Regions from separate parts of the Homo sapiens genome. Here region 1 is linked to region 2. A link is a loop called in an ENCODE intact Hi-C map of the cell type or tissue named here. Cell type or tissue: right lobe of liver. All regions are shown on one strand. Links, peaks and the distances in the headings refer to the core of each region. The heading gives the core; the rest is flanking DNA.

Evidence for each region. Peaks named below come from ENCODE experiments on the same cell type or tissue, not always from the same donor. Only the 100,000 strongest peaks of a DNase experiment are listed, where the experiment ranks them.
Region 1: it touches region 2 in a loop (2.9-fold over the local background); 34 of 110 quality-filtered maps call a loop at or near these places.

Annotation. Positions count from the first base shown.
Region 1 is chr10:112,131,199-112,142,057 of GRCh38, forward strand. No RefSeq gene overlaps it. Among named protein-coding and RNA genes, the nearest start is that of GPAM, 47 kb to the right of the region's middle. RefSeq lists an enhancer at 8,833-9,332. In right lobe of liver, for the core only: CTCF peaks have their summits at 6,385 (motif pointing left) and 9,153 (motif pointing left); DNase peaks (open chromatin) are centred at 6,383, 9,163 and 9,603; H3K27ac peaks cover 1,409 bases.
Region 2 is chr10:112,309,303-112,320,161 of GRCh38, forward strand. It overlaps the pseudogene GUCY2GP. Among named protein-coding and RNA genes, the nearest start is that of MIR6715B, 15 kb to the left of the region's middle. RefSeq lists a silencer at 5,655-5,764. In right lobe of liver, for the core only: a CTCF peak has its summit at 5,753 (motif pointing left); DNase peaks (open chromatin) are centred at 1,409, 2,379, 3,849 and 5,749; H3K27ac peaks cover 3,646 bases.

The DNA.
Region 1 (10,859 bases), core at 1,898-9,897, 180 kb before region 2:
GAACAGTCACCTCTGTGAGCTTTAAGTAAAAGCTGAGCCAGATGAACTTACTTAAATGTCAGCCTCCCAGAGAGCGTAAGGGGAGGTTCTTGGCTTGGTTTTTGCTCTTTTTCTGAAAGGAAAGGCTCAAGGGAAGCAGGAACAGCACAAGGAGACGTGGATCCAGGCCTGCGATGCCACAGGGGCACACCCACGGTGGGCTCTGGGCAAGTCACGTGCCTCTGAAGGCCTCGGTGGACCCGTCTATAAACTTGGAGTTGGAGCAGATGCTCTGCAGGCCTTTCTCACTCACCCTGACACCTGGCATCATGCCTGTGCAGTAAATTCCCTTTCTTGGGTGATGTCATTCACCACCGTTGTGGCCCAAAGGGTCTGTGGCCCTTATAAATTGTGACCACCTGCCTTCTGTCTGGGAGCCATAAATCACAGCACAGGGAGCTGAACAGCCTTTCCTGCTCAAACTCAGGGCCTCCTCGTCAGCAAGCAGAGCCACTTCTGTCCGCTGGCAGAGTCGTCTGGCACACAGTGATGAGCACCCGGTGCCCCCAAGTTTACAATGAGATCCATGGCCCTCCCTCATCAATATGTCTGACCCCTGGAGACATGGACGGAGTCATTTCTGATCTCCCCCCTCTTCTCCGCCAACCCCGCATTTGACCCTCTCTACAGCCTCTTCCCGTGAGGTATTTTCATTTATGTGTATGTTGGGTATATTTATTCAGCAGGTATTTATTAAACACCTACTATGTGCCAGATGTGGAATTAAGGGCTGGGGATACAGGACAGACAAGACAGATACATGCGCCCACAAAGAGACCACAATCTGGTAAGGAAGCATGCCTCACAATTTATTCAAAATTACTACTTGGAGTAAGTGCTATGAGGAAGTTAAAACCAGATAGATGTGACAGAGAAGCACAGGCAGATCTGGTTTTGATTACAGCAGGGTCAGAGAAGGAAAGGCCAGGCAAGGTCTCTCTGGGGAACTGGCATGTTGAGTGATCAGGAGGACAGATGAAACGTGAGGTGTGGACAGGGCACAGGCACAGGCAGCAGGGGAGAAGGACCGGCACATGCCAGGCCTGGCAGGTCATGTGAATGGTTTGGGATTTCATTCTAGGTACAATGTTTCAATGTTGAATGCTATTTATTAAGGGTTTTATTAGATTCCTAGGGCTGCCATAACAAAGTAGCACAAACTGAGGCTTAAGACAACAGAAATGTATTCTCCCACAGTCCCGGAGGGTGACAGTCTGAAATCAAGGTGTCGGCAGGGCTGTGCCCCCTCTGAAAGCTCCAGGGAAAAATTCCCTCGTGCTTCTTCCTAACTTCCAGCAGCTGCCCACAGTCCCTGGCACTCTTTGGCTTATAGCAGCACGATATGGTTTGGAGGTCTGTCCCCTCCAAATCACATGCTGAAATGTGATTCCTAATGGTGGAGGTGGGGCCTGGTGGGAAGTGATTGGATCAGGAGGGTGGATGCCTCATGAATGGTTTAGTAACATCCCCTTGGTGAGGAGTGAGCTCTTGCTCAGTGAGTTCATGCAGGATTTGGTTGTTTAAAAGAGTCTGGGACCTCCCCAATTCTCTCTCTCTCTCTCTTGCCCTCACTCTCACCAGGTGACCTGCCTGCTCCCGCTTCACATTCTGCCATGACTGGAAGCTTCCTGAGGCCCCTCACCAGAAGCAGATGCCAGCACTCAGGTTCCTGTCCCCCCTGCAGAACAGTGAGTCAATTAAACCTCCTTTCTCCATCAATTCCTCAGTTTCAGGTATTCCTTTACAGTCATGCAGTTGGACTAATGCATCACTCCAATCTCTGCCTGTCTTTGTGTGTCCTCTCCTCATCTTATAAGAACATCCGTCATTGGATTTAAAGCCCACCCTCATCCAGGATGACTTCAACTTACTTACAACTACAAGGACTCTTATTTCCAAATAAGGTCACATTCTGATGTTCTGGGAAGACATGAATTTGTGGGGGCGGGGAATCCCTATTCAACCTACTATAAGATTTTTGGCAGGGGATGGGTGTAATGAGATTAATGTTTCAAAAACAGGGTTCTGGTTGGACTGTGAGGAATGGATTCGAGTGAGGAAGAGAGGAAGCAGGAGTGAGACAGGACACTTGGAGGATGATGGGGGCCACGCTGGGCTGGGGGAGGTGGAGAGAAGGGATAGACTTGGAATCTGTTCTGGAGGTTGAAGGGACATGATAGGCCCTGGATGGATGTGAAGGGTAAAGGAGAGGGGTAAAGATCGCCACCCAGTTGCCTGGACACCATACATACTTTGAGAGCATGAGACAAGCCCCTTCTTCCCCCAGCACAGACGAAGTGCTCACTAAGCACCTGCACAGTGACGGATGGCTCAGGGCAAACATTTCCGGTGCCAGAGCAGGTATCTGAGTAGTGGGGCACATGGCCTCTTTCTCCACTTTGCAGCCAACTCCTCCAGACTCAGTCTCTGACTTGGACGGGGGCTTCCACCCAGCCAGAGAGGCAGAAGCTGACCTGTCCTCCCAGGTCCTCCCCCAGATCGCCTTCCTCTGTTTTCAGAGCACCCCTGGGGACCTCTGGTTGGCAGGTGGGTGAACGGTTGTTGTTGCCATTTCTGTGGCAACTTAGGTCCAATTTCATTCTGTCCATACCCTCTCCACTCTCCCACCACTGGAGTATTTCATAGTAAATCTCTGACATCATCTCATTTCATCCATAAGTATCTCAGCAGGCAGCTCTAAAGGATAATGACTCTTTAAAAAAAAAACATAATCACAATCCCATTATCACACCTAAACACATCAACAGTAATTCCAGTCAGTGTTCAATGATCAATTGCCTCAACTTTTTTTTTTTTTTACCAGTTGGTTTGTTCAACTCAGGATCCAAATAAAATACACACATCGCATGTAGTTTCATTTGACCTGCCCACCTCAGACCATAGGACCTTCAGGGTAGAAGCTCAAGTTTATGTCTAACTTCACTGGAGCAGAGCTGATATGTGGTAAGTCATTCATAAATCGGGGCTGAAAAACAGAAGGGAGAGGGAGGAGAATGCTGGATCCTCAGACCTGTTAAAGATCCTGACAGAAAAGACCCAAAGTCAAAATATGGGCAACAGAAGGAGGCAGCAGGAGGAAACTGAAGTGCAGACATTAAAAGAAATTCTGTCTGTGCTGAAGGCTTCTTTGAAGCTTTGACAAGGAGAAATACTTGCTCTTTGCTCCTTGCCTGCTCTTTGACAAGCAGCCTTGAAGCAGTTTTGTAACCTTAAGAGGAGCCTGTGACTACCAGAGAGTGGAAAGCAGTGGTTTCTGAGAAGTGGCCAAGGGAGAAGAGAAAAGCCCAAAGGCACATACACATGTGTGCACACACACACAGGCACACTGGCACACACACACACACACACACAGAGCTCAGCAGGCTGCCTGTGATCTGTGCTTCAACACACTGGCACTACAAAAACTCAAACCTGAATCTGCTCAAGCCTCCCGATTCAAGTTCTAGGTTACAGGAAATACGGGGGACAGAGGAACATGCTAAACAGGGCCCCAGGGATACAAACAGCAAATGTGAGGTATGGAAACCATAGAAGAGATGACCACATTGTGTAAACAATTACATTGTAAGGAAAGAAAGAGAGAGAAAAACTACAGTTCAAATGAAATTGCATGCAATGTGTGGATTTTATTTGGATCCTGAGTTGAACAAACCAACTGGTAAAAAAAAAAAAAGAAAAGAAAAGAAAATTGAGGCAATTGATCATTGAACACTGACTGGAATTACTGTTGATGTGTTTAGGTGTGATAATGAGATTGTGACTAGGTTTTTTTTTTAAAGAGTCATTATCCTTTAGAGCTGCCTGCTGAAATACTTACGGATGAAATGAGATGATGTCAGAGATTTACTATGAAATACTCCAGTAGTGGGAGAGTGGAGAGGGTATGGACAGAATGAAATTGGCCCTAAGTTGGCAAATGTTGAAGATGGATGTTGGGATCATGGTACTTTGTTGTTCTCTCCACTTTTGTACATGTTTGGAATTTTCCATGATGAACAGAAGTTTAAAAAAAAAAAAAAAACTCTACCGAGGGGACTCCCAGCTCCACCACTGACCGGCTGGGGCCCTCCCAACCATTCCTGGCTTCCCTGAGCCTCAGTGTCCCCACGGGTAGGGGCTCCTGCCTGCAGGGAGTAGTGTCTAGCAAGAACTCCATCCCTGTTCATTATTTCTGCTATTTGTTTATGAGTGTTTACTCTCTGTTTCTCTTGGGACAGTCTCAAAGGAGCATCAAATTAATTGATTATCCTCCAACAGGGCGCAGGTATTTTTTGCTTCTTCCAAGAAGCTTGCTTGATACCCAACTCGGCTGAAGTGGGCGTCTCCCCAGGATCATCCTGACACTCTGCAGGGGCATCCCCCATTAGACTGAGCTGTCCTCGGCACCTAGCATGCCGTAAGCACTCAGTAAGTACTATTTGACCAACCAAATGAATGAACTCTGCATCCCTGGCTTTTCAGGGTCCCACTTTGCTGAAAGAAGTCCAAAAGATACGATGCAGAAATCTGCCTTCTCAGCATTACTCTGTCTCTGCTTTGCTGTGTGGTCCTGAGCAAGAATCTCAACCTCTCTGAGCCTCTTAAGTCACTCTTCCTGATGGCCATGCTGTGACAGGAAATGGATGGAAATCTGACCATTGCCCATTGCCTCCCAGTTTCAGGTGAACCTGCCTTTGTAACACAACATTGCTTGGGGGTGAGGCCTGTACTGAAGGGAACTGCCCAAATGGCCAGCCCGAAGCAGCTCCCATGGCCTCAGCTTGAAAGGCACCACCACATCCAACCCACCCACCTCCCCTCTCTGCTAGATTCCCTCGTGGTCCACAGAGACTCTGCACAAAGTCCTCGGGCTCTCAACGACTTTCATCAATGAGACTCTCATTGTGATAAAAATCACTCACCGATGACATTTAAGAACAAATAGGTTAACATTTCAGACAAGCCCATAACACAACAAACCCCATGAGGGATCCTTTTCAGACAGGGGAATTGGCTGCTAGAAACCACCAAGTAAGCGACGTCTTCTGACTGCCAGAATTGCAGCTTTAACAGCTGGGAGAAGAAAACACAGCCTGCCAATGTGATTTTACCAATGGTCCAGCATGCCTATAACCCATGTAAGTATGGCTGAAAACCCACACAAGAACTTCGGGCAGCTCCATACCCAGGTGAGCAATATTCAGAGATTCTGGCGGTGACAATCACATGAACTGCAACTTATGCAGATTATGACACCTGCACCTGCAGCTGTGGAGACCTTCATGGATCCTGTGGGGCACACAGGCCCCCAGCAGCTCTGGGTCCTCGGCCCAGGACACAGAGGAAAGGCCCAGCCCAAGGCTGTGGCTGAACAGTGTCTGGACAGAAGAGCACAGCTGTTTGGGGGGATCTGATGGCCGGTCCCCCTGGATCCTCCAGAGAGCTTGGCAGGCGATACCACAGCTAAAGGCCAGAATGGAATAAGGAAAACATTTCCCCTCCGTTCCTTGGCCTAGAACAGCCTAGAGGAAAGGGCTTTGGGGGCCAGGAGCAGAGCCAGCTTCCTGGGTTGGTTTCCTAGTTCTAGAACACTGGCAGCCCAGGTGGCTACTGGGCCAAACCCTTGTTTAATGTGGCTCCTCTGTGCCTGTCTGAATGCTTCCCCAAGCTTCCAAGACCAGCTCATTGCCCTCTCCTTCCTCTTCCTCTCCTCCCTCCACACCCAGCATCCCCAGCCTCCCAGCTCTGCTCTGATCCCATTTTGCACACCAGCTGAGCCTTCTCACCCACTCACTGTTCCCGGGGCTCTACTCCCACACTGCATAGCAGCTGCCAGGGCCAATGCCCAGCATGCACACAGGTGCAGTGGATTTGAGGAGTACCTACTCAGTGCAGGGTCCAGTGAGGCCCTAAGGAAATAGAGAATAAACAAAATACGCAAAGACAAGCTCTCTTCTCCTAGCAAACTCTCCCTCCAGGGAGGAGGCCATAGGAACCGGAGGCTCCAGGGCAGGCAGACCTAGCTGCACATAGCAGCTCAGGAGTCCCTCTGGTGCTCATCACAGCTTCCTGAAGTCCCCACGTCTAGCTGGAGCTCCCACAACCAAGGGCTCATGCTGGCGAACATGGGGCCAGAGATGGATTGGGAGATACCCAAGGAAATGCAGCCCCATTGGAGCAGCAGAGGGGAGCAGGGAGCTCAGGGGATGCAAGGCAAGGGATTCCAGGTACACGGTGCTTCTGAGGCCCTGAGACGCCCCAAACCTCTTCCATTCTCAGCTGTCTTCCCAGCCAGGTCCCAAACCTCCAGGCTGCATTGCAGGGTGCTGGCGCCCTCTAGTGGAAAAAATGGCAGGTGCCCCCGGCTCCTTTACTGAGGAAGGAGGATTCAAGTTCCCAGGCAGGCACAAGCTCAGGGCAAGACTGTGCAGTGCAGGACACTTGCTTCCAGCCCCAGCATCCCTCCCCTTGTCCCTTCTCAGCATTTCCCCCTTCTTCCCACAGATCTCAGACACAAAGCCACGCATTCTCCCTCCCACTCTTCCCCAGTTTGCTTTGCCAATCTTATGTCTATCAATGTGTAAAATTTACACTGTAAATGAATAATAAGGGATAATATGGTGGGTTTTTTAGGTGCAGCTGGCACAGTCTCTGTTAGGAGTGAAGTTCCAACATGGTGATTTAGACATTAAAGAGGTATTTCTAGGCGGCACGCGAGGCACCGCTTTCCCCTTCTGAGAGGAAGTAGGCTTCTATACCATATGACTTGAAATCAGGAGCATTCCACTTTTCAAAGGCCAAGGTGTAACCAGTGGACCCTAAAGGGGAGTGAGGGAGATCCTGAGCTCACTGCCTAGGCAACATCTGAGAGGACCAAGCGGGCTTGGAGTCCCCTAGGCACAGCAATGGAGGGCGGGGGAGAAAAGCAATGACCCGCCCTCACCCTCACTCTGCAGCCACTGGAGGCATCCCTAGGTGCTCCCAAGACAGCAGGTGGCATGTGGCAAGAGAAGCCCATCCAGACCCATTGGCACCCATTTCTCCAACAATATCAAATCCCTATGCTTGTCAGAGAGGCCACTTCCCCATAGCCCAGGAAAAGCTTTTTAAGAGACACAACAGTGAATCAAGCACGGTTCCTGCCCTCGAGGAGTTGGGAGGCCATTCATCGAATGTCAGATCCAACTGCCAATCTCACACTACCCCTCCTGTGCTGTGCTGCACTAGGGCTGTCAAACACATCACACTTTACCTCCCAGACTGCACATGGCCTCAGGACCCCTCCCTCTCTGTGCTCTGGAGGCAGCTGTCCTCCACCCCACCCTAAGCCACTGGAGTTTACCTTGACAGTGTGCCCTATCCCTGTATGGTGGAGAGAGCCTGCTCACCGGTCTCCAGAATGCCCAAATCCACCCATTTCTCTGCGTCCCCACCCAAGCTACCAGCATCTCTTTCTGGACTATGGTTTCTTTTCCTCCCCTTCCACTCAGGACACTGTATACAGATCAGCGGAGGGAAAAAAATGCTCTTTAAAAAGCTTGAGTCTTCATTACCCCCCTTCAACAGCTTCCCTACCTGGCCCTCTGGCATCCCTCTCAGCTCAGATGCTGCCTTCAGCCTTGATATGGTTTGGCTGTGTCCCCACCCAAATCTTATCTTGAATTGTAGCTCCCATAATTACCATCTGTTGTGGGAGGGACCTGGTGGAAAATAACTGAATCATGGGGTCAGTTTCCCCCATACTGTTCTCGTGGTAGTGAATAAGTCTCACAAGATCTGAAGGTTTTATAAGGAGTTTCCTCTCTCGCTTGGCTCTCATTCTCTCTTGTCTGCCGCCATGTAAGATGTGCCTTTTGCCTTAATTGTGAGGCCTTCCCAGCCACGTGGAACTGTGAGTCCATTAAACCTCTTTTTCTTTAGAAGTTACCCAGTCTCAGGTATGTCTTTATCAGAGGCATGAAAACGGACTAATACAAGCCTTCTCTCAGCTTCTCCACCAGCCCAGTCTCTTCCCGCCTTAGGGTCCTCCTCACGCCATCCCCTCTGCCAGGGCAGCCCACTCCCACCCCACTAGCCCCTTGCCAACCTGGCTCTTTCTCAGTCTTGAGGCTTAGCTGAAACATCACCTTGCTCAGAGAAGCCTCGCCAGCTGGCACCCCACAACACACGACCACAGCACCCATGGGTTCCCCACACTGCCCTCGTGGTAGGCTGTGATTGTTTTCCTTACACTGTTTACCTTTAGCCCCATCTTGCCAGCTGGAATAGAAGCTCAAGGAGAGTTGAGATGTTGACTTCATTCACCATTGTATCCCTGGCATCTTGCCGCACATAGTAGGTGCTCAGCAAACATTAGAATGAAAGAATACATGAAAGGGCCCAGCACCATAGAAGCAATGCAATGAGGTTTCAGAGGAGGAAGCAATCACTTACAGGTTGGGGTGGAGAATAAGATTTGAACATGCAGAGGTGAGGAATAAGAAACTGCAGAAGCAAAGGCATGGGGTGGGGTGTGCCTGAGGAAGCACTGAGTGCAGTGAACAGGGAAGGCCAGGGAAAAGCAGGTGGTCTTGGAGGGCTCTGACAGTGATTGACGGAGGAGCAGAAAGGCTCAGGGAAGATGGGCTGCAAGGCAGAGGTGGGCAGAGAAACTGGAGAGAAGGCAATAAAATCAGCAGAGACAATTTGACAGAGAGTGACCAGAGCCTGGACCAGCACAGGGGACGGGCAGATGTGAAACCCAGGCAGAGGTGACAGGGCCTGTCTCCTGGCAGGGGACAGGCTGCCTCGGGTCCCCATCAATCCACATCCCTGTGCCTCTAGGCTGCAGACAGGAAACAGAGGCTAGATGGAGACCTTGGGATCCCTGAGCCATGCCCATTGCTGCCACTTTTACCCCACTTCCCACCCCATCTGCATTTCTGTCTCTCCTTTCCTTTCCTCCACTTGAAGGATCCATCCTGAGGTCTCATTTCTGGCCGTCAGTGATAAGCTGCAGTTGCTAAGAAGCACCCCAGGAGGCGTCCACCTGGTCCCAGGGTCTGGGCGGAGGCCACACCTTTTTTTCCAGTCCTGGGCCTGGTACCCCTTGATGAAATCTGACCGCCATCTAGTGGACAGAGTTGGAATGCGCAGTGTGGCCACACCCTGCACCCTGGTCCAGGCGGGGCCTGATGCAAGCAAATTGGCATCGGAAAATTCACGACCAACAAGAAGGCTGAGGAGGCTGGTGAACCCCAAACCACTAGTCCTGCATACGGATGCCCCTGCTGAAGTCCAGGTGAGGCTTAATGCAAGCAAATTAGCATCTGAAAATTCATGACCATTAGCAAGGCTGAAAAGGGTGGTGAACCCCAAAGCAGTAGCCCTGCACATGGATGCCCCTGTTTATGCGGTGGTTTCAATATGCTGGCCAAAGGAGCCAGTGGGCAGGGAGGGGTAGAAAAGCAGTGGCTCCTGCAGAAAGTGTGCAGACTCATCTGGAAAAGGGCAGGCCTCTTAGCAGAGCTAATGTGTATAAAGTGTTTACCATGTGCCACGCTGGTGCTAAATGCTTCATGCATGCTCATTACTTCATCTGATCTCCTATCAGGTGGAAATGACTAAGCAAAAAGCAGACACAAGGTTCATGTGGCTGGTAAGTGCAGAGCAGGGATTTGAACCCAGGAACCCTCAGCCAGATTCTGAATCATAAAGCTATAAACCCCTGGACAGCAGTCACATGCAAAGGCAGTTAAGACAGAAGGCATTTAGGTAGGAAGCTGCCCCCAGACCATGCACCAGACTCTAGCTGCTCGAAACTCTCGTCTGTTGGTAGTTCAGAGCTCTGTACTGGAAGAAGGCTGTGAAAATGGACTTGCCCATGACCTTCCAGGTTGTGGCTTTCTATTATCCTGAGGCCCCTGACATGAGATTGGCCCACCCATCACACTCAACAGCAGTGTGTGCCTCCCTGCTTCAAATACTTATAGCCCCTTTACCCTGGAACGGGTGGGTTTAATTCCTAAGGCAGACACATGGGTCCTGGGAAGCGGGCTTTACTTTTTTTTGGTAAAGTCCCACATTCTAGAGCATTACCTTCCTTCTCCTTCCCCTCATCTCGAAACCCATATCATGAAATCCAGACATCCAGGAAGGAAATCAAGGTCAAGGAAACTTCAGGTTCAGTGGGAAGAGTTGGAGTTTGAGTGCCCACTCACGAAGCTTCCCCTAAGAGCTTGAGGAGTTTCCCAAGACACACTCATTGTGCTTCTCCATCTGTAAAATGGGAAGTGGCTAGTCGTGCCTGTAAAGCTGTTAGCCCAATGACTGGCAATTAGTTCTTGCTCAATACGTATTACTTTACCTTTACCCTGAAAAAAAAAAAAAACAAATTGTCTGTCTGCTTTCTTTTTTTCCGTTTTAAATAAAGATAGGCATTTGGAGACATTTCACTCTATTTTGGAAAAAAGAAAAGTGTACGTCCAATAATTAACAACCCCTCACCCTTGGTCTGAGAACCAACTGGGTAGGGGGAGTGTGGCACATGAAAAGACACATGCCCCATCCAAATGCTCTCTGTTCACTAGCAACCCCTTACTCCATGCTGCGGCACAGACCCAGGGCCGCCAGGTCTTCTGACAGATTTAACAAAAGCTACAATTTTACAGAAAAATGTTCTGACATCTGAAGCATCGACCTCATTTCTTTGAAAATTTAAAGTTATCAAAGTAGCTTTAAATAACTAAAGCTACTTTAATTATTTACAGTAGCTTTAGTGATGTGATGTGATGGGTGGGCCATCTGTCTGGAGCCCACAGGTCACCACTATGTGTGGCCAC
Region 2 (10,859 bases), core at 986-8,985:
GCCATAAACCAGTCACTGCTTAGTTATCAACTTATCAGTGGAGTGTCAGTGGGGTAGGGGCTGCTTTGGAGAGGGAACCTACACTGCTTGAATTCTCTGATCACCAGGACTTTTCATTAAGCAAATCACAGACGACTTCTCTGAAGTCTGGGACTCTTAGGTTGGGATTCTCAACCATTCTGACATTGCTCAATCATTGTTGAGTCCTGCTCAAAACCTTAGTGCATTCAGTTTGGAAACAGAAGGCAGAACTGATTCAGCATACAAGGTAATCCCCATGGAGGGCAGTTCACTGGGCTCCTCAGCTGGGACATTTTACTGAAAATGTTGTTTGTAACCAGAAATGCAATTAGAATCAGGTCTAGATCCTTTATAAGCAGCTCTAGCTTCAAAGTTTATCCTAAAAACCTTTACTTACAAGATAAGAGAGAGGTTTAAAATTCTTGTTTGAATGCTGGGCATGGTAGCTCACGCCTGTAATCTGAGCACTTTGGGAGGCCAAGGCGGGTGGATCATGTGATGTCAGGAGTTCGGGACTAGCCTGGCCAACATGGTGAAACCCCGTCTCTACTAAAAATACAAAAATTATCCAGGCGTGGTGGCAGATGCCTGTAACCCCAGCTACTGGGGAGGCTGAACCCGGGAGGCGGAGGTTGCAGTGAGCCGAGAGCATGCCATTGCACTCCAGCCTGGGCAACAAGAGCAAAACTCCATCTCAAAAAAAAAAAAAATTCTTGTTTGAGACTCGGTTAACTTAAACAATGAATGTGTTTTTATATAATGTGGAAAATTTACAATATAAAACAATGTTAATCATCTAAGCCTTTTTGAAACTGACATCACTGAGTAATTCTTTTTTACATGTCTCATCTGACAAATGGCATACGAGTGCCTGGGAATGGTAATGCAATAAAATTACTATAAAGCAAAAGAATGTAATATTCCCTGGAGGTCCTGGCTATAGATTTCTTCTGTACCACCAAGAATATACTCTACCTCGGAGAAGGGCAGATTATCACCTATGGGCCAAATCCAGTCCACTACTTGTGTTTGCAAATAAAGCTTTATTGGAACATGGCCATGCCTGTTGATTGACATATTGTCTATTGCTGCTTTTGAGCTACAACAGCACTTAAGTAGTTGCAACAAAGATTCTATGGCCCCTGAAGCCTGAAATATTTACTGTCTGGCCCTGTATAGAAAAGGTTTTCCGGGCCAGGCACAGTGCTTCATGCCAGCTAATCCCAGCACTTTGGGAGGCCGAAGTGGGTGGATCGCTTGAGGTCAGGAGTTCAAGACCAGCCTGACCAACATGGTGAAACCCAGTCTCTACTAAACACACACACACACACACACACACACACACACACACACACACACACACACACATTAGCCGGGCGTGGTGGCGCATGCCTGTAATCCCAGCTACTCAGAAGGCTGAGGCAGGAGAATCGCTTGAACCCAGGAGGCAGAGGTCACAATGACCTAAGATCACACCACTGCACTCCAGCCTGGGTGACACAGTGAGACTCCATCTCAAAAAAAAGAAAAAGCTTTCCAACTCCTGCTCTTCATTTAAGTGATTATATGTGCCTGTGATTGCTTAGGACTGAAAGTCATAGAAAAAAGGAGGCTGCGTGTATTTGCATGGTTCTAACAAGAGCAGAGTGCAAAACCCTGTCTATAAAGCATGTGATCAGTGTTGCCTGAAGTGGATAATGATCTTAACCTCCAGATGGAAAACAGTAGGCAAAAAGCAAATGCATCTTCTAAAAGTATCCCCTGGTTAAAGCTAGGGGCCTGGAGGGAGATAACAATATTGTGTTTACAAAGTGTTGTCAGTGATACCCACGTGAACTGCTGCTCTCCATTCTGGATGCCATGTTGACAGTGTCTCCAAATAGACAGTATCTGGACATGGTAATCCCCAGCACACCAGCCACCACAGGACCTAAAGAATGAAGAACCAAAGGCCATAACCGCTCTGCATTGCCCGAGGCTGGACTCGACGATACGCATCAGATGAACAAATGTAGTGATGCACCCTCTTGGGGCAAATTGGCAATAGGTTTTAGGGTTTACAGAAAGGAAACCGACAGAACCCACAAACACCTGCTGGAAAGCGACATCATCATTAAATGACCATGTCACTCACGAACTAGAGCTGTGAACAATGCCAATAGTGGTACAAACATGGGAGCAATTCATTCTGACTGAGGATCGGGTTTTATCTTTGTTGAGCCTTGGAAGATAGGTAGCATAACTGGCTACAAAATTTGCTGGAACAAGTGCAGAGTGAAAACACAGGACACTCTGTGCAAAAATGATTAAGAATTTCCAGACAGTGACAGAAAGAGCGTGAAACCAAGCATGCATCACTTCTGCACAGATCACATGCCCATGAGTTAGCAAACACAGAGCATATCAAAGGGCATTTGATGCTAAGGCATGGAAGAAAATTAGCCCTGTAGAACCCATCCTGGGTTTTGGTCTCTTCCTTTTTTTTTTTTTTTTTTTGAAAGAGTTTTGCTTTGTTGCCCAGGCTGGAGGCAGTGGCACGATGTCAGCTCACTGCAACCTCTGCCTTTCAGGTTCAAGCAATTCTCACGCCTCAGCCTCCTGAGTAGCTGAGATTATAGGTGCCTGCCACCACACCCAGCTGGTTTTCTGTATTTTAGTACAGACAGGGTTTCACCATGTTGCCCAGGTTGGTCTCAAACTCCTGAGCTCAGGCAATCCACCCATCTCGGCCTCCCAAATTGCTAGGATTACAGGCGTGAGCCACTGTGCCCAGTCCTTACTTTTGGTTGAATACATTGAAGCCATTGTGTGTCCTTGTTGTTACCAAGCAACCTAGCTAAATAGAAATACACATGCAGAGACAATTCAAACTTTTATTTCCCCTAAAGATGTTACTGTTCAATGTCCAGGTTCCTAAAAGCCCTGGACCTAGGAGTGGAACCCGGAACTACCTGCTGCCATCCCTGGACCATCAGGCCATCAGTTTTGTCTACCTGTGTAGAGGCCAATACGAAGCTGGAGCTTCTCCTGGGGCATGTGCCCAATTTGGAAGCAGATGGTGGCACTGAGGAAGTGCAGGGACATGGTGGCAATCTCAGCCACATGCTGGCTTCCATTGTGGTAGGGAGTCCACTAGCCACCATGTATGCATCTCCAATGGTCTCAACCTGAAAACAAAGTGACAGAGTGACCTTTGTTTTCCATGAGGGAGGCCAAGGGTTGGGGTGGGGTCAGAGATTAAGGCCCCTCATTTGTCCCCAACCTTGAGGCCCCATGTTTGGACGCGTCACACTCCCTGACCTCCACCCCATGCAAGTTCCAGCATTTCTTCAGTTCCTGCCCTTGTCATGGCTCTTCCACAAAGCCCCCCTCACCCTCCTTCCCTGAGCCTCCCTCCCCACAGTCACTGTTTCCTCCTCTGAAATCCAATAGTAGCGGTGACTATATTTCCCCAGCCCAAATTCAGAACCAGTGAGACAGGGAGCAGTATGCTCCTAGAGTCAACCTTGAAGGGTGAGGTGGATCCGTCAAGCAGAGACCATCTCACCCAATATTATATATATATACACATTATATATATATAATGTATGTATCTGCCTGTCTGTCCTCTTCCCCCTCCATCCTCCTAATAAAATCAGCTTTCAGATCTGTCATTCACAATAGAGAAATAAATGACAAGTAGAAGCTTAAAGTTACAGCCCTTTCCAGATACATTTGCATTTTAGCAGAATCCAAAGATGATGTGGTAAAGGCTGAATTTCAGGCATTAGCCAGACAGTAAGAACACCTCTGTCCTGGTGACCCTGAAATTACGCAAAGTCAACTATTCGACAAGCCTCACCTGCTTCCGGGTTTCCTCTCCCCACCGTGGTAACGTCCTTTAGAAATACAAACTAAGTTTTAATATGAGCTCAAGCAAAACACAACTGAGAAGGTAATACTAAGAGGAAAATCCCAGAAGATATCCTCCTAAGCAGGGCAGGTTCTGATTTTGTTGGGTGTGTGTGATCTACTCTTAAAGGTTATCTATACCATCCTTTCTTTCACCCTTGAACAGAGGCATCATTTGTGGGGAACACTGGGAGATAAACATTGAAGACGTGTCACTGTGTCACTGAGATATGTGACCATATGACCACACTGTCCCCCAAATCTCGCTATCCCCAGGTCCACAGGCAGAGACAGGGCCCTGGGATTGTGGTCAGTGCTGGTGCACTTGTGGCTGCCCACCAGGCATGTATGAGCACAGGCACACGGTACTGTCCCTAGAGTCATGGGCTGACCCCTTCTAAAGAGTCAGAACACACAGAAAGCAGCCCTCATCACCACCACCACCCGGCAGTCATGAAGAGCCAAAACATTTCTGTTTTCCCCATCAAAAATGGTTTTCACTCCAGGTGACCGTGTCCTTCTATCTCCCACAGTAGCACCCGGCAGGGAATTGTTGCTGCCCCGCTTTTAGTCACAAGTCTGATAGTCTAAAAGTGGGAATCTTTCTTCACTCTTAATTGCTAAGGATCAGGACAACAGAGGTGAGACCCACACAAGATCCAAGGACAACCTTTGAAGGACAGTAAACAGGAGCCTCTCTGCCTCTGAAGGAAATGTATTTAGGAAAGACGGGAAGGAATTAGCCAGTGGAAGGTCAATGCCTCTTTTTAAAAAGTGTTTACTGTGAGATAAAATAATGGAAGGAAACAGAGGAAACTGGTGAGTTTTGACAAGCACATACATCTGTGACTAATCAAGACCTTTTCCAAGAAAACAAACAGAAATAAAATATTGAGTTTCTGCCGTGAAGTGACATAGACTGAAATGGAGCTTCCTCCTGGCTGATGTCTGGAATCAGTTCCATTCTCCATCATGCCCCGGAGACAGCCTGCAAGGAGCACACGTGATCGCACAGTCAGGATGAGGCATCTCACCTTATAAACATCATAAGTTGTGATGATGTGATCGAATAAACTGTACACGTCATTGAGGAGCTTGACGACTTGCAAAGGGGAGCTGAGAGAACACAGCTTTGTGAATCCAACAATATCAGATAAAAAGATTGTCACAGATTCGAAATGTTCTGGTTCCACGGACCTTCCGGCTAGTAGTTGTTCTCCAGTGAAGCTGAAACCAGAGAAACGGATCATTTTTGAATGGGATCTTATTCATCTCATCTCCTACAGACTCCTGCAAAGTTGTCCTCATTGGTCCTTTTGCTTCAATGGCTAAGCTTTTGGTTAACAAAATTCATTTTCTAGAGGAATTCTTTTAACATCCACTTCTCCAGTTGCATTCTCTCTAAAGAGATATTTTAATTGACGTGTATAAATTGTGGGGGAGTAGGAGAGAGGGTCACATAATGCCTTTACAAAAAGGATTTTCTTTATGTATATTGGTTATAGAGTTAGGGTGTAAAGACTCTGCAGTTGTGGAAGGGAATATAATCATTCACCAATCCACAAATCAATTTCATTTCAGTCAACCAATCTCATTAAAAATCCCTGCCCCCACTTCTTTGGTCTAGACATGCAAGAAGCGCACGGGAATTTTAACAGCAAATACTTCTGCCAAGTGTTGAGAGAGTGAACATATAGAAACAGAACCAAAAATGAAGCAATATTTGAATGTGAAGCCACAGGTACATATTAAACTGTGTGGAGGTTTTGGACCTACAATCAAATACAGGGGAGGTAGCAATTAGTCGGACTCGTGAAACGAGGGCGCCATCTAGTGGCTACTCTCCTGTTGCTGCATCCACCACCCTCCACGTAAAAGACCGACTACAGCCTCTATTTCTATGGATTCAGGAGAGTTTGCCTCTATCTCCCTTTACAGGTGTACCAAACTGCACAAAAAAAAATGCCTGACCCCTTTTAGAAGAACCTGACATTCTCTTAGAAAAATAATCATGGAAATAATCCCCCCTATGTGGGGCTGCTAGATGGTGATGCCGCAGCTTCAAGGCCCCAGTGCTTCCGAATACCTGGGCACTTTGGTGGACAGAAGCTTCTCCACCTTCCTCTTCTCTGCAGTCAGCTGGCTGGTCCTCTCTTGCACCACTTCCTCCAGGTAATTGGCATACACTTCCAGCTTGCTCATCACACTGGCCAGTATGCTCACATGACTTTAAAAGAAACCAGACATTGATGTTTTCTCCCAAGACCCTTAGGGCCTCAGTGGAACAGAGCTTCCAGCTACACATTCCAGGAAAATATTGCTTGCCTTTCAGGTGTCCTAGTTAAGGGTTGCCAACGGACATCGGGGAAGTGACAATGGCATTGCAGCCGCGTGACAGGACAGAGCCTGCCTTTCATCAGCCCTCTAAGCTGCCTCCTTCATTTCTCTGAGCCTCACTTTACTCATTTGGAAAATGAAGATAATCACGCGTACCTCATGTACATACGATCACGTTGTTGTTCTGAGGATGTAGGGAGATAACATGCATAAAGTGTCTAGGGTCACGTCCAGGGCCACAGGCACTCAACAAATGGTGGCCTTCAATGGCCCATTCCCCACCTCCCAACAGACATTGAGAATGCAGATTTCAGGATGGGTCATTCCTTTCTTTTCAGACGGTCTAATGTAAGGGCACTTCTAGATTCTATTAGTCCTTTGTTTTCGAAGCGTCTTCAGAGAACTCATTTAAATTCCTCATCTTCAGATGAGGAGACCTAGACTCACATAGGAAAATAGATTTGTCATAACATTGAGGTCCATATTTTCTAAGTAAAAAATATGGGGATGTATCTTAAGCTTACTTAAGAGGTATCTTTAGGTTAATTACCTTGATTTAATCATTCTACACAGTATACGTATTCCGAAACATCACATGGTATACCATAAATATAAACAATGTTTCACTTGTTAATTTTAATTTTAATTTTATTTTATTTTACATTTTTGAGATGGCGTCTTGCTCTGTCACCCAGGCTGGAGTACAGTGCTGCAATCTCAGCTCACAGCAACCTCCACCACCCAGGTTCAAGCGATTCTCCTGTCTCAGCCTCCTGAGTAGCTGGGGTTATAAGTGTGTGCCATCACGCCCAGCTAATTTTTGTATTTTTAGTAGAGATGGGGTTTCACCATGTTGGTCAGCCTGGTCTCAATCTCCTGATCTCAGGTGATCCACCTGCCACGGCGTCCCAAAGTGCTGGGATTATAGGCTTGAGCCACCACACCCAGCCTCATTTGTTAATTTTAAAAATCATTTAAAAATGATTTTTAAAATTTAAAAACTATTACGAGCTTGGAAATGCAGAACCCAGGGCTATTGTGTTAAGAATGCATAGCTGAGGCCAGATACGGTGGCTCTTGCCTGTAATCCCAGCACTTTGGGAGCCCAAGGCAGGCAGATCACCTGAGGTCAGGAGTCTGAGACCAGCCTGGCCAGCATAGCGAAACCCTGTCTCTACTAAAAATACAAAAATTAGCCAGGCATGGTGGCACACACCTGCAGTCCTAGCTGCTCAGGAGGCTGAAGCATGAGAATCACTTGAAGCCGGGAGGCAGAAATTGCAGTGAGCCAAGATCATGCCACTGCACTCCAGCCTGTGCAACAGAGCCAGACCCTGACTCCAAAAAATGTTTTGTTTTGTTTTTTTAAATAATGCATAGCTGAAGGTCCAAATTAAGAGTAGACACCTGATTCCTAGCCTGGGGCTCTTTCTACCAACTCAAGCTACCTCTAACATGGGCATGTCTTCCTAAATTCATGTACTAAAAGATGATACAATTATCTGGTGTAAAGGAAGCTACTATTGAGAAAGTTGTTGGAGAGGAATGCGTAATTTAAGTCATAACCTACTCTATGGGTGGTGAGTAATTTTTATCCCACAGTCCAGTCCAAATTGATTAGCCTAACCCTTGGAATGCTGATTTGAAAAAGACTCTGAAGCCATGTCAAAACTCCCTGGAAACAAGGGCCTTAATTGATTAGTGACACCTGAGATAGACAAAGAAGGCAGTAGAATTATTAATATCTGATCCATTTTTGTGGCATTTATGAAATAAAGGAAAAATTTCTCACTCCACTGTAACCAGCATGTAGTACAGTGTTTTGTGTATGGTAAGCACTGAGTGAGTGTATGAGGAAGGAAGAAAGGAAGGAAGGAAGGGAGGAAGGGAGGAATGGAGGAAGGGAGGAGGGAGGAAGGGAATGAGTCACATAGAACCAATCACGGCCATATAGATTTAATTTTGTTTTGTTTTGTTTTTTAGAAACAGGGTCTCGTTCTGTCACCCAGGCTGGAGTGCAGTGGCACAATCATAGCTCACTGCAGCCTTGACCTCCAGGGCTCAAGCAATTCTCAGCCCCCCTAAGAAACTCAAACTACAGGCTCACACCACCACGCCTGGCTAATTTTTTATTTTATTTTATTTTTTATAGATACAGAAACTCACCATGTTGCCCAGGCTGGTCTTGAACTCCCGGCCTCAAGGGATCCTCCTGCCTTAGCCTCCTAAATCACTGGGATTACATGCATGAGCCACCATGCCCAGCAGCTCTAAAATCCTAATGGTTAACTGAGTGAGAGCAAATATCTGTTGCACATCTAACTCACCCTCTGGGACTGGCCTCTCGTAAAGTTTTCTTGATGGAAGAGAAACTGGGTCTTTTCTCCAGAGATTCATCCCAACACACCCTCACCATGGCCACGATCTTTTCATTGCCCTTCTCCTCGGGCAGGGAAGGTTGCAGTGGGACTGCTGCTGCAGGGTCTTTGATTTGGTTGATGATTTCTGAAATTCATGTTGGGTTTAGACAGCCAAACATCAGAACTTTGTGCCACTTACTACACTTCATTTTCAATAGTAATTGTGCTCTTATATTTGTAAACTGAGTTTTTAAATAAATAGAACAGATTAGAATTCCAAAGTAATCTGGATATTTTAATAGGAATACTCTGAGAATCTGCCTGGAAAATGAACAATTCTAATGAAAAACATATAAACAAACATCCTCCTAATTAATTTGTTTTCAAATCAAGATTTTTTAAAATAGAACTTTGCTTGAGGAGAAGCATATCTCTATATGATTTCAGGAATGTATAGGCATTTCGTGTTGGAAACCCCCAAAGCGCGCTTCATGCAATTTTGTTAAATTTTCTGTAATATGTCGCAGAAATGCTATTTTAACACGTAATAAATGTTACCATCATGTCCTGCCTCTCTGTCCGATTTTCTAAACCTAATTTTTCCCACTTCTTCACTGGCTCCTACTGACATTTATTAAACATTCTGCTTAACCAGATGTTGTCAAGAAAATAATATTTTGAGAACAATGTATACATGTTTTGGCATAAAAATAAAAATACTGTGTGTGCAACAACATGGATAAGTCTTACATGCATTATTACTAAGTTAGAGAAACCAGTCAGAAAAGGCTGTGTACTGTATGATTCTATTTACATGGCACCCCAGAAGCAACAACACGCAAGCAGCAGTGGGCATATCTAGCATCATTTCTTTCTTTCTTTCTTTTTTCTTTTCTTTTTTTTTTCTTTTTTTTTTTTTTTTTTTTGAGATAGACTCTGGCCCTGTTGCCCAGGCTGGAGTGCAGTGGTGTGATCTCCGCTTACTGCAACCTCCGCCTCCTGGGTTCAAGCGACTCTTCTGCCTTAGGTTCCCCAGTAGCTGGAACTACAGGCATGCGCCACCACGCCCAGCTAATTTTTGTACTTTTAGTGGAGATGGGGTTTCACCATGTTGGCCAGGATGGTCTCGATCTCTTGACCTCGTTATCTGCTTACTTTCTAATACCTTTCTCCAACAAAAGAAGTCATGGCTTCTTGGAGAATTGACTGCATCTAGCACTGGGGCAGGAGATATGCAAAATGAGACTTTCTTGTCTTCCCAGAAATTAAGGAAATATACATTCTAGAAAAGACAAAATTTTAGAGACAGAAAACAGATCAGTGTTTTCCAAGAGTTTGAGGAGCAGAGAGCGTTGACTAGGTGAAGTGCAGGGGATAATTTTAGGATGAGGAAACTTTTCTGTAGGATACTATAGTGGTGGATAGATGACACTATGTATTTACCAAAACCCATAGAGCTTAATAGCACAAAAGTAAGCCATAAGGAAAGCAAACTTTAAAAAATACCAATTGGGAAATTAGGCAACCCCAAGATAGAATGCAAACAGCGATAAAAGAATCTAACAGTGTTACAAATATATGGCATAACCTTACTGAATGGGATGAGTGAGAAAGAATGCTGACCTACATCGCTTGTGAAATCACTAGAAACTTTCTAAGACTAAAGGCAAAAGGAACTATTCATAATCATCGTACTCTAGTTGGTAAAACTGTTTCTCATGGGGATGCAGATTAACAAGTCTAAAATCACCGAACACACACATAGGGATCGAACAAAGTACATGGATGGTGGATGGTGGGAGCCAGTATCTCAATGTTGGAATTTACAGAAAAGTAATGGGGAAGACTGCAATGAACCGTGATGGCGATGAGTTAGATTTGGAGACGTCAATGGGAACTCATGTTTAGTTTAATGTAGATGCAGATATATGTGTATGGGTGCATGTGTAGTTATAGAGATATGTATACATACGGGTTAGTATGCACACGCATTTCCCTACTCTGTCCACTGAGAAGGCCCATAAGCAACAACACTCCGGTAGCAATGAGCGTATCTAGTGTCAGCTCTAACTTTCTAATACCTTTCTCCAACAAAAGCAGCCAGGGCTTGTTGGAGAGAACTGGTTGCTTCTAGCACTGGCGCAGGGATATGCAAAATGAGACTTTCTTGTCTTACCAGAAAGTAAGGAAATACACAGAAACAAGACAAAACACCACAGCGATGGCTACATGTCAAAGAGACACAGAAGC